Regions from separate parts of the Mus musculus genome. Here all the other regions are linked to region 2. The links are chromatin contacts, found by Hi-C or POLR2A ChIA-PET in ENCODE. All regions are on one chromosome and are shown on one strand. Each heading gives the region's core, a stretch centred on a gene start or an enhancer-like site at or near the end of the contact. The rest is flanking DNA. Distances are from core to core; before and after follow the strand shown.

The links. Hi-C counts contacts between places; a loop is a spot of excess contacts on that map. ChIA-PET counts read pairs that join two places held with the same protein, here RNA polymerase II (POLR2A).
Region 1: POLR2A ChIA-PET joins it to region 2 with 10 read pairs in embryonic stem cell. The contact joins the promoter of Ide here to the promoter of Kif11 in region 2. POLR2A ChIA-PET finds 5 or more read pairs at or near these places in 4 of 5 experiments (Patski and embryonic stem cell).
Region 3: POLR2A ChIA-PET joins it to region 2 with 17 read pairs in Patski. The contact joins the promoter of Hhex here to the promoter of Kif11 in region 2. A Hi-C loop is called at or near these places in 1 of 37 maps with a recorded cell type or tissue (T-helper 17 cell). POLR2A ChIA-PET finds 5 or more read pairs at or near these places in 4 of 5 experiments (Patski and embryonic stem cell).

Annotation. Positions count from the first base shown.
Region 1 is chr19:37,333,131-37,335,830 of GRCm38, forward strand. Ide (insulin degrading enzyme) reads right to left here and starts at 1,414. Exons shown (of 25, transcript NM_031156.4): 1 at 1,402-1,414. The coding sequence starts at 1,414.
Region 2 is chr19:37,375,085-37,377,784 of GRCm38, forward strand. Kif11 (kinesin family member 11) reads left to right here and starts at 1,298. Exons shown (of 22, transcript NM_010615.2): 1 at 1,298-1,583. The coding sequence starts at 1,510.
Region 3 is chr19:37,433,422-37,436,121 of GRCm38, forward strand. Hhex (hematopoietically expressed homeobox) reads left to right here and starts at 1,420. Exons shown (of 4, transcript NM_008245.3): 1 at 1,420-1,812. The coding sequence starts at 1,449.

The sequences.
Region 1 (2,700 bases), core at 164-2,663, 42 kb before region 2:
GGGTTGGTACAATGAAGGGACTCCAGATTGGAGGTTTTGCATAGTTTGGTTTCGGTTTTGTTTGTTTGCTTGCTTGCGTTAAAGTAGGATAGATAGTATTTTTGTCTAACTAGGAACTGATTAAGAGACAAAACATTAAAACTCAAATATCGGCTAGTTCACATTCGAAACAGGTAAAGTCAAAACACATCTGAAACTACGGAGAAGAAATGAACCTATGCTAGTACCCTGGCTTCTTACTTAGAAGACAAAAGTAGATCTTTAGTAAAGACTAACAGCCAGGGCTTCTGACACACCTCAGAGGTAGAACACTGGCCTAGTATGCATAGATAGTCCACACTATAACAATGAAAAACAAGTAATCGGACCAGTAGCCAGACCTAAAGATAAACCACAGGAAACATAAGTAGGTGTGCAATTATTTAGATAAAAATAGTGTGTGAAAACCTCCAGACATGGGTTTTAGATGACGCAGCGGCTACGCCCTTGCCACGTAAGCATGAGAACCAGAGTTCAGATCCTCACAACCCACAGAGCTGTCAGGTGGGTGGGGTGGCTCACCTGTCATTCCAGCCTCCAGAGGTGAAGCCTGGAGATCCCCAGATCAAGCTGGCTAGCAGGGCTGGCCTCATGGGAAACTATGGGCTTGCCAGAGAAACCTCACTCCATCAGTTACAATGGAAGAACAATCAAGGATCAATCTTAGGCTTCCATACACAATTTCTAGCAGAATATTTTCCTCTTTGAAGTTATATGTAATTGTGTATGTAAGCAGAAGAAAAGCTGATATGCCAAAGACATTGGCTATTACCACATTCTCATAGATCTTCTTTTCAGAAATGATGCTTAGATTTTGTTTGGCTGGGTTTTGTTTTGTTTTTGTAAGATAGGTTGTTCTCTTTACATAGCCAAAGCTATCCTCAGATTCACTGTCCTCTCACCTTGGTCTCCTAAGAACTAAGATTACAAGTATGTACCGTCATTCTTGACCGATATTTGGTATTTTAAAGATCAATACTGTAAGTAATACTAAATGTATTGTACTGATTTTAAAACTCACATAATGCAGGACTAGGGAGATGGCTCCATGATTAAGAGTGTGTGGACTCAGGTTTAGTTCCCAGAACCCACCAAGTGGCTCACAAACATCTGTAACTCCAGTTTCAAAGGCTATGTCCTCTTCTGGCCCCTACAGCACCAGGCACACAAGTGGAGCACATACAACATGCAGACAAAGCACACATATAAAACAAAAAGTTTTACTCATATCGTGCTTTTATACAGGCAATGCTAAAATGCAAATATTTTCTTTAAAAAACAAAGTAAAGGCTAGAGAGATGGCTCAGCCCTTAAGAGCACTGGCTTACTCTTCCAGAGGTTCAGGGGTTCAATTTCCAGCACCCACACAGTAGCTCACAACTGACTAATTCTAGTCCCAGGGAATCCAATGCCTTCTTCTGGCCTCTGCAGGAACTAGGCATGTATGTGCTGCACAGACATGCATATAGACAAAACACCCATTCAGAAAATAAAAATAAATATTTCTTAATGTAAAATACAAAACTGGGACCAGGGAGATGCCTTGGTCTACAGAATGCCTACCATGTAAGCAGGTGGAACTGAGTTCAGGTCTCTGAGGTCAATGTAAAAGCTGGGTGCTTCAGCTCACTCTAACCCCAGTACCGGGGTAGGGAGACAAGCTGGTACCTAGAGCTCAACCAGCAGCTATTACTCTGGATAAAACACTGTATTAACACCTCAAGACAAGGGTCTAGGGGATGGCTGTGATTCAACACTGGCTAAATAAGCTTGAGGACCTGAGTTCGGGTCCTCAGAGCCCAAGTACTTCTGGCTCTAATTCCAGGCTCTAAGGTGGAGTCAGCAGATCTCCAAAGCAAGCTAGCCAGCAAGCCTAATCAGACTGGGAACTCTGGGTTTGACTGGGAGACCTTGCCTCAGTGAATAAGCTGGGGCTGGTGAGATGGTTCAGTAGATAAGGGTGCTTGCCACCAAACCAACCTAAGCTCCACCCTGGAACCCAAGGAGCACACCAAGCCCTGCATGCCGCCTTCTGACTCTACCTGTGCACCACAGCTCACACGTATCCACTCACATGTGCAGAAATAAAACAAACAAAGTAAGGTGGGCAATGACTAAGGAATATACTGCACATCACATCAGCCTCAGCTTCTACACACATATACACACAAACACACACACACAGAGAGAGAGAGAGAGAGAGAGAGAATTTGGAAGTGAGACACCTGTTTAGGGAATGGGGTTGTATGTTGTATGTGTTGTAACCCAGACAGGCCTTATACTAGAATATGTAACTGCTGATGATACTGAGTTCCTGATCTACCTCCCAAGTGCTGGGATTCCAAGCATCACCAACATGTTCCACCATGCCCCAGTGACATGCCATTACTAACAACTGTTTCCTATATCTGTAGCCATAATGCAAGAATTAATAAGGAAGATGAATATCAAAGTCTAAAGCTCAGTATTTGTTACAAAACACATGCCTCAGGATAGCAAAGACGTGTGCTTAAGACTCCAGATAAGGGCACACAGATGTGTTTGGTAACAAGTCTGGGTACTTCATTCTCAAAAGACAAATTTGTTTAAAAGTAGCAAATGCCTTCAGTACCTTGTTTTAAAAACTTTGAGTTCAATATAGAATCACAATTTAGAAATGTT
Region 2 (2,700 bases), core at 48-2,547:
GACTTTTTAACTACAGTTCCAGGGCATTCAATGCCATCTTCTGTCCAAGGGCACCACCACACACTTGGAGGACACACACACAGACACACTACCCCACACATAAATAAATAATCTTAAGCCACACCCCTCAAAAAAAAAAAAAAAAAAAAGCAAACAAGAAACCAGCCAGGACTGGTAGCTCATTCTTTCAATACCAGTATGCAGAAGGCAGGAAGATCATTGAGGATTCTCACAGGGCCAGCCTTGTGTTCAGAAAGATATCTTGTTTAAAACAAACGAATAAATAGCAAATGATGGACATAACACAGTTTGATACTAAACTGGAAATGTATGAAATGGACGCTTGAACTCCTGATCTTTCTGCCTCTGTCCCTATATGTGTTTGGTTTGCTTTTTAAAGGATATTTGCTGAGTGAATGCAGTAGCAGGGAGGAGAAAAAAAGGGTAGCAGTAGGAACATCGAAGGAAGTCATTCAGGGACGAGATTCAAAGTCTTGGAGGAAGGTGATTGCAGAGGAAGGGTCTGGTTAAAAACACGTGTTGAAGTGAGAAAGACTGGCCGGAGGCAAGGGTATAAAGATGTTCAATATGTTCACTTTGTGGGACATTTTGAGATAGCAGTGAGTCTCTGGGGCTAGCTTTTGTTTTGTTTTTGTTTGTTTGTTTTTGGAGACAGCGTTTCTCTGTGCAACCAGCCCTGGCCGTCCTGGCCTCGCTTTATAGATCAGGCTGGTCTGGAACTCGGAGAGCTCCTCTGCCACTCCTGCCTCCGAGAGTAGTTTACCAGTAGACAGTTGGCTTTGCTTAATCCAGAGGACCAGGGATCTGGAGTGCGGAAGGCGGGTATTTGGCGAGGTCGGCGGCGCTTTCTCTGATCCTCGCTAAGTTACATCGGAGAGGCTAAACCGCATTTAAGATCCCGCGAAACAGAAAAAGCAGCTCCGGAAACCCGATGAGGCGGAGGACTCGGCTTTTCTGTTTCCCCGGTCCCCACCTACACCTTAAACGGCCGAGTTGTTCGTCACCTCTCTACGGAAAGCGAGAAGCCTCGGAGGGCGGTAAGGACCCAGCGAATGCGGCGATGTAGGCGTCCCAGGCCCCAGAAGCCCGCCAGCGGCAGCACTGAAAGCTTGCACAGTGAACTTCGGACTACAGGAGCCAGCCTGCACCGCCATCCATTTCTTCGGGTCACGCCCCGTCGTCACCACAGTGACGACACGGCGTCCCATGATGCCTCGCGTGCCGCTCTGCTATTGGTCCGGTCAGTCGTCTCCATTTTTCAAAATTGAGGCGCGGAATCGTTGCTGATTTCGGAGCAGAGGAGGAGGTTCGTCCTGTCCGGCTTTTGCGGGGCGGCGGCCACGGCCAAGAGGCCTGCGTGGACCTCGGGGACGCCGAGCTGCGAGTCTCGGTCCTCGTGGCCTTGGCAGCACCGGGTGAGGAGAGGCTGCTCCCGGTTCTCACTGTGTCTGAGTCTCCGCTAGGCCGGCAGGTTTTGGCTCGACCGTCATGGCGTCCCAGCCGAGTTCTTTGAAGAAGAAAGAGGAAAAGGGCAGGAACATCCAGGTGGTGGTGAGATGCAGGTAAGGAGAGGCTGGGACGAGTCCGGACGCGGAGGCTTAGCTTTTGGGCTAGCCGTTCCGGAGAGCGATTTGTTTACCTTTCTGAAGGACACCAAGTCATCGGTTTCTGGGGCTCCCCGTGTTTTGTTCGGTAAACATGCTACCACGTTTAGTTCTAAATTAGGGTTTGTCTCGGGGGGGGGGGGGATGTTGGTGTTGGTTAAAGTTAAGCTGCAGTCACAAAGAATTTGATGGTTGCTCTTCGCTGAAAAGTGCGTTCCCTTTTAAAAGCCAATGTCGCCGAAAATTTAGCTGTCATTGCTCTGTGCTACCCCGTCCGAGTTGTCAGTTTGGGAATAAAGCTTCCTACTTACTTTGCATGTAGTTTGGCGCTCACCTTGGGGTTATTTCCACTTCGGAAAGACTAATAGTTCTTTATTCTGTGTGTTTGGTCCAATAGATGAAAGTAGGTTTGCTTTTAAAAGGGAACGCACTTTTCAGCGAAGAGCAACCATCAAATTCACCTCTAATAACCAAGTAGACATTGCTGAATTTAAGCTAAGCTGTAAAATGAGTTTATGAAACTCACGAGCTAATGAAAGTACATGGCTAAGGTGCAGCATCTTTTCTCTTTCTCATTTTTCTTCTTCTTCTTTTTTTTTTTTTTGGTTTTTCGAGACAGGGTTTCTCTCTCCTTCTTTCTTTCTTTCTTTCTTTCTTTCTTTCTTTTATCTGCCTTTGTTCATTGACCAAAAGACAAAATTGAGAGGAGGGAGGGTGTGGGGTTCAGCTCTCCCCGACTGACATCCAAATAACTTACCCAGAGTTTTTAATTTTTTTGAATTTTTGTGATGTTACCGAGGTTGGTCTGGAACTATATGTTAGCGTACTTTACTGTCTCAGCCTCTCGGTCGTTTAGCTGGGATTGCTGGGTGACAAGTGTGTGCCACTGTGTCTGCCTTTTTTTTTTTTTTCCTGAGACTGGCCTCAAACTCCGACTAGCTCCCTGCCTTAGTTCTGAGTTCTGGAGTTATAAGCAATTCAAGTTTCAGCTACCAGACCCAAGTTTTTAAACTAGGTGACGTGTGTGTGTGTGTGTGTGTGTGTGTGTGTGTGTGTGTGTGTGTGAGCAACTCTA
Region 3 (2,700 bases), core at 170-2,669, 58 kb after region 2:
ATGTCAAGTCCCAAACGGGACAGGTGAGAAAAGCCCAGGGCAATAAACTGACAGACTCAACTCAAGTGCTCTTCTGACTTGGAGTCACTCACACCCTAGGCTCCTTGACACCTACCTATCTTTCAAACATTATTTCCTTTGGGAAGACTTTTCCTTTTTCAAAGTGACTCTCTCCTTTACCCGAAAGGAGGGGCTGGAGCTCCTTAAGGTTTCGACCCTTACACACGATTTCTCCCTAGTAGATGTGACTGTGTTCGTTTCCTGCTTCCACCAGGGCAGAGACTGCCTCTCTCGTTTGCTAATGACACACAGTAGTTGCTCAAGAAAATAAGGTGTGAAGTGAAACTCGGACCCAGGTCCTCTGGCTATTTCGCCTTCAGTCCCACTGCAGCTGAAGATTAATTCCAAAGGATAAAACTAAATATCTCAGTTGAAAAAAAAAAGCCAGGGAGTTTTTCTACTAATAGAAGTCCTTAGCAGAAACTGCCCAACTCAAGGTGTGGTCACCCCAGGAGGGCGTCAATCAAGAAAATGCCCCTTTGCCCCAGAGGCGAGTGAAGCCGCACAGAGCTGAGGCCACACTGAGCAGCGCACCACGGCTTTGAATAGAAAACACGTGTAAAACCTCAGAGGCCGGCTAAGCGCAGCTGTGTCCTTCAGGGCCTGGGGACAGAGGTCCAGGAGCACCTCCCACCCCCATTGGATCGAAGAACACTGCATAGCCTCTGTCCTGCGCCATACGATTAAGGTTCTATCTTGATACCGGTCTGGAGCAGATTCCGTTAGCATCCAGGGAGGTGGCCGAGCTAGGGGGTCCTCAAATAGGTCTGGAACACCTGCAGCCTCGCTGTCAGTACCCGTCTGGGACTAGGACGCAGCCAACGGCTTGGGTCTTCTCCTTGGAGCGCCGAGCTGCGGAGGTCCCCCGTTCTAGACAGTGCCACCGTTACCCCAAGAAGCGCAGCCTTCTGGCCGCCCGAAGGTGCCATCCTGCCGGCGGCCTCCTGGCCCGCAGAGTCCCATCGCTTCTCCAGGTTCCAGAGGCTGCCCGAGTTTCAGCAGTGGCGCCATCCCGTCAGGATCCGCGCCCCGCGGCGCACGTCTTGTGACCTCCTCTTCGACGGTCGCAGTCGCTCGCTAGGTGCCTGGAACCTCTGGGGGCGCCTGCGGCGCAGGAACACCCTGGCGGAGGGTCCCCGGAGCCCCACAGCCCGTGCGTCTCGGGGGCGGGAGCTGGGCCGGTGGGGGCGGATCGGCGCGGGGGTTAGTGGGGGGCGGAGGCGAATCTGAAGCCAGCGCCATTGGCCGCAGGGCCTGGCGGCAGGAAGGGGACCGAGCGCGGCCCCACCCCGCGGCTGCCCGAGCCTATCGCCTGGAGCGCAGAGCGCAAATAAATGTAGCGCGGCGCCGCCGGCCGGCAGCTCTCTGCGAGGGGCTGCGGAGCGGCCATGCAGTTCCCGCACCCGGGGCCCGCGGCTGCGCCCGCCGTGGGAGTCCCGCTGTATGCGCCCACGCCGCTGCTGCAGCCCGCTCACCCGACGCCCTTCTACATCGACGACATCTTGGGTCGCGGGCCCGCCGCCCCCACGCCCACTCCCACGCTGCCGTCCCCCAACTCCTCCTTCACCAGCCTCGTGTCCTCCTACCGGACCCCGGTGTACGAGCCCACGCCGGTCCACCCCGCCTTCTCGCACCACCCGGCCGCCGCGCTGGCCGCCGCCTACGGCCCCAGTGGCTTCGGAGGCCCTCTGTACCCGTTCCCGCGGACGGTGAACGACTACACGCACGCCCTACTCCGCCACGACCCCCTGGGTAAGGCGGCCGGGGCCGAGTGAGGGCGTCCGTGAGGAAGGCGCTCCCGGCGGGTGGCAGCGCGCGGGAGGCGGCAGGGGCGGACGGACGGGAAGCGCAGTGGAAAAGTTGCGGCGAGCTCTCGGAGCGAGCGGCTCGCGGGTGCATGCGGGGCCCCGGTACTGGGAAGCTCGGCGACTCAGATTGCTTTTCCTGCACCTTGCAGACGTCGGGGCAAGCGTAGTCGGGAGAGACCTGGGGCTCCCGGGGAGGTGGAGGAGGGCGGCCCTGGCCACGCGTGTCGCCCCGGGGTGGGTGGGGGACTCCCTTAGCGAGCGGCCCGGAGAAGAGGACGTCGGGGCGCCCTGAGCCTGGCCCCTGCAGGGCAGGGAGAGCTGCCTGCCCGGGCGGTTCCTGGGCTGGGCTTGGTTCAACAAGCTTGTGCAGTGAAGGAGCCTGACCCTTTCCGTTCATACAGGAAATCTTGAGTTCTCGATAGGAGTAAATCTGGTTTCTGAAGCTGTTAAGTGTTTTCCTGGCTGCATGAAGCAGACCCTTCCCCCGGAGTAGTGCACGCTGCTGATTATTTTATCGACATCCTCAATACAGACAAATTCAGGAAACACTCGACGTCTGATAGCCAGGATCCGTTTTTCTGATATTGTTCATTTCCTCTGTGTGGGATGTGACTTTATGGCAGCTAAAATAACCAGTTGCTTCCTCTCTGCCTCTCCCGCCACCCCCCACCCCCATCTTTGGAGGCTGTTTTGCACCAAGTCTGAAGCCTGACGCAAGCAAAATCTCGGGGGGAAAAAAAAACAATGCCAACTTTCAAAATGTTTAGGTGTAGGTCTGTGGACATAGGGACGGACGGACGGACAGACGCACCACCATCAATTTGGAGAAGGA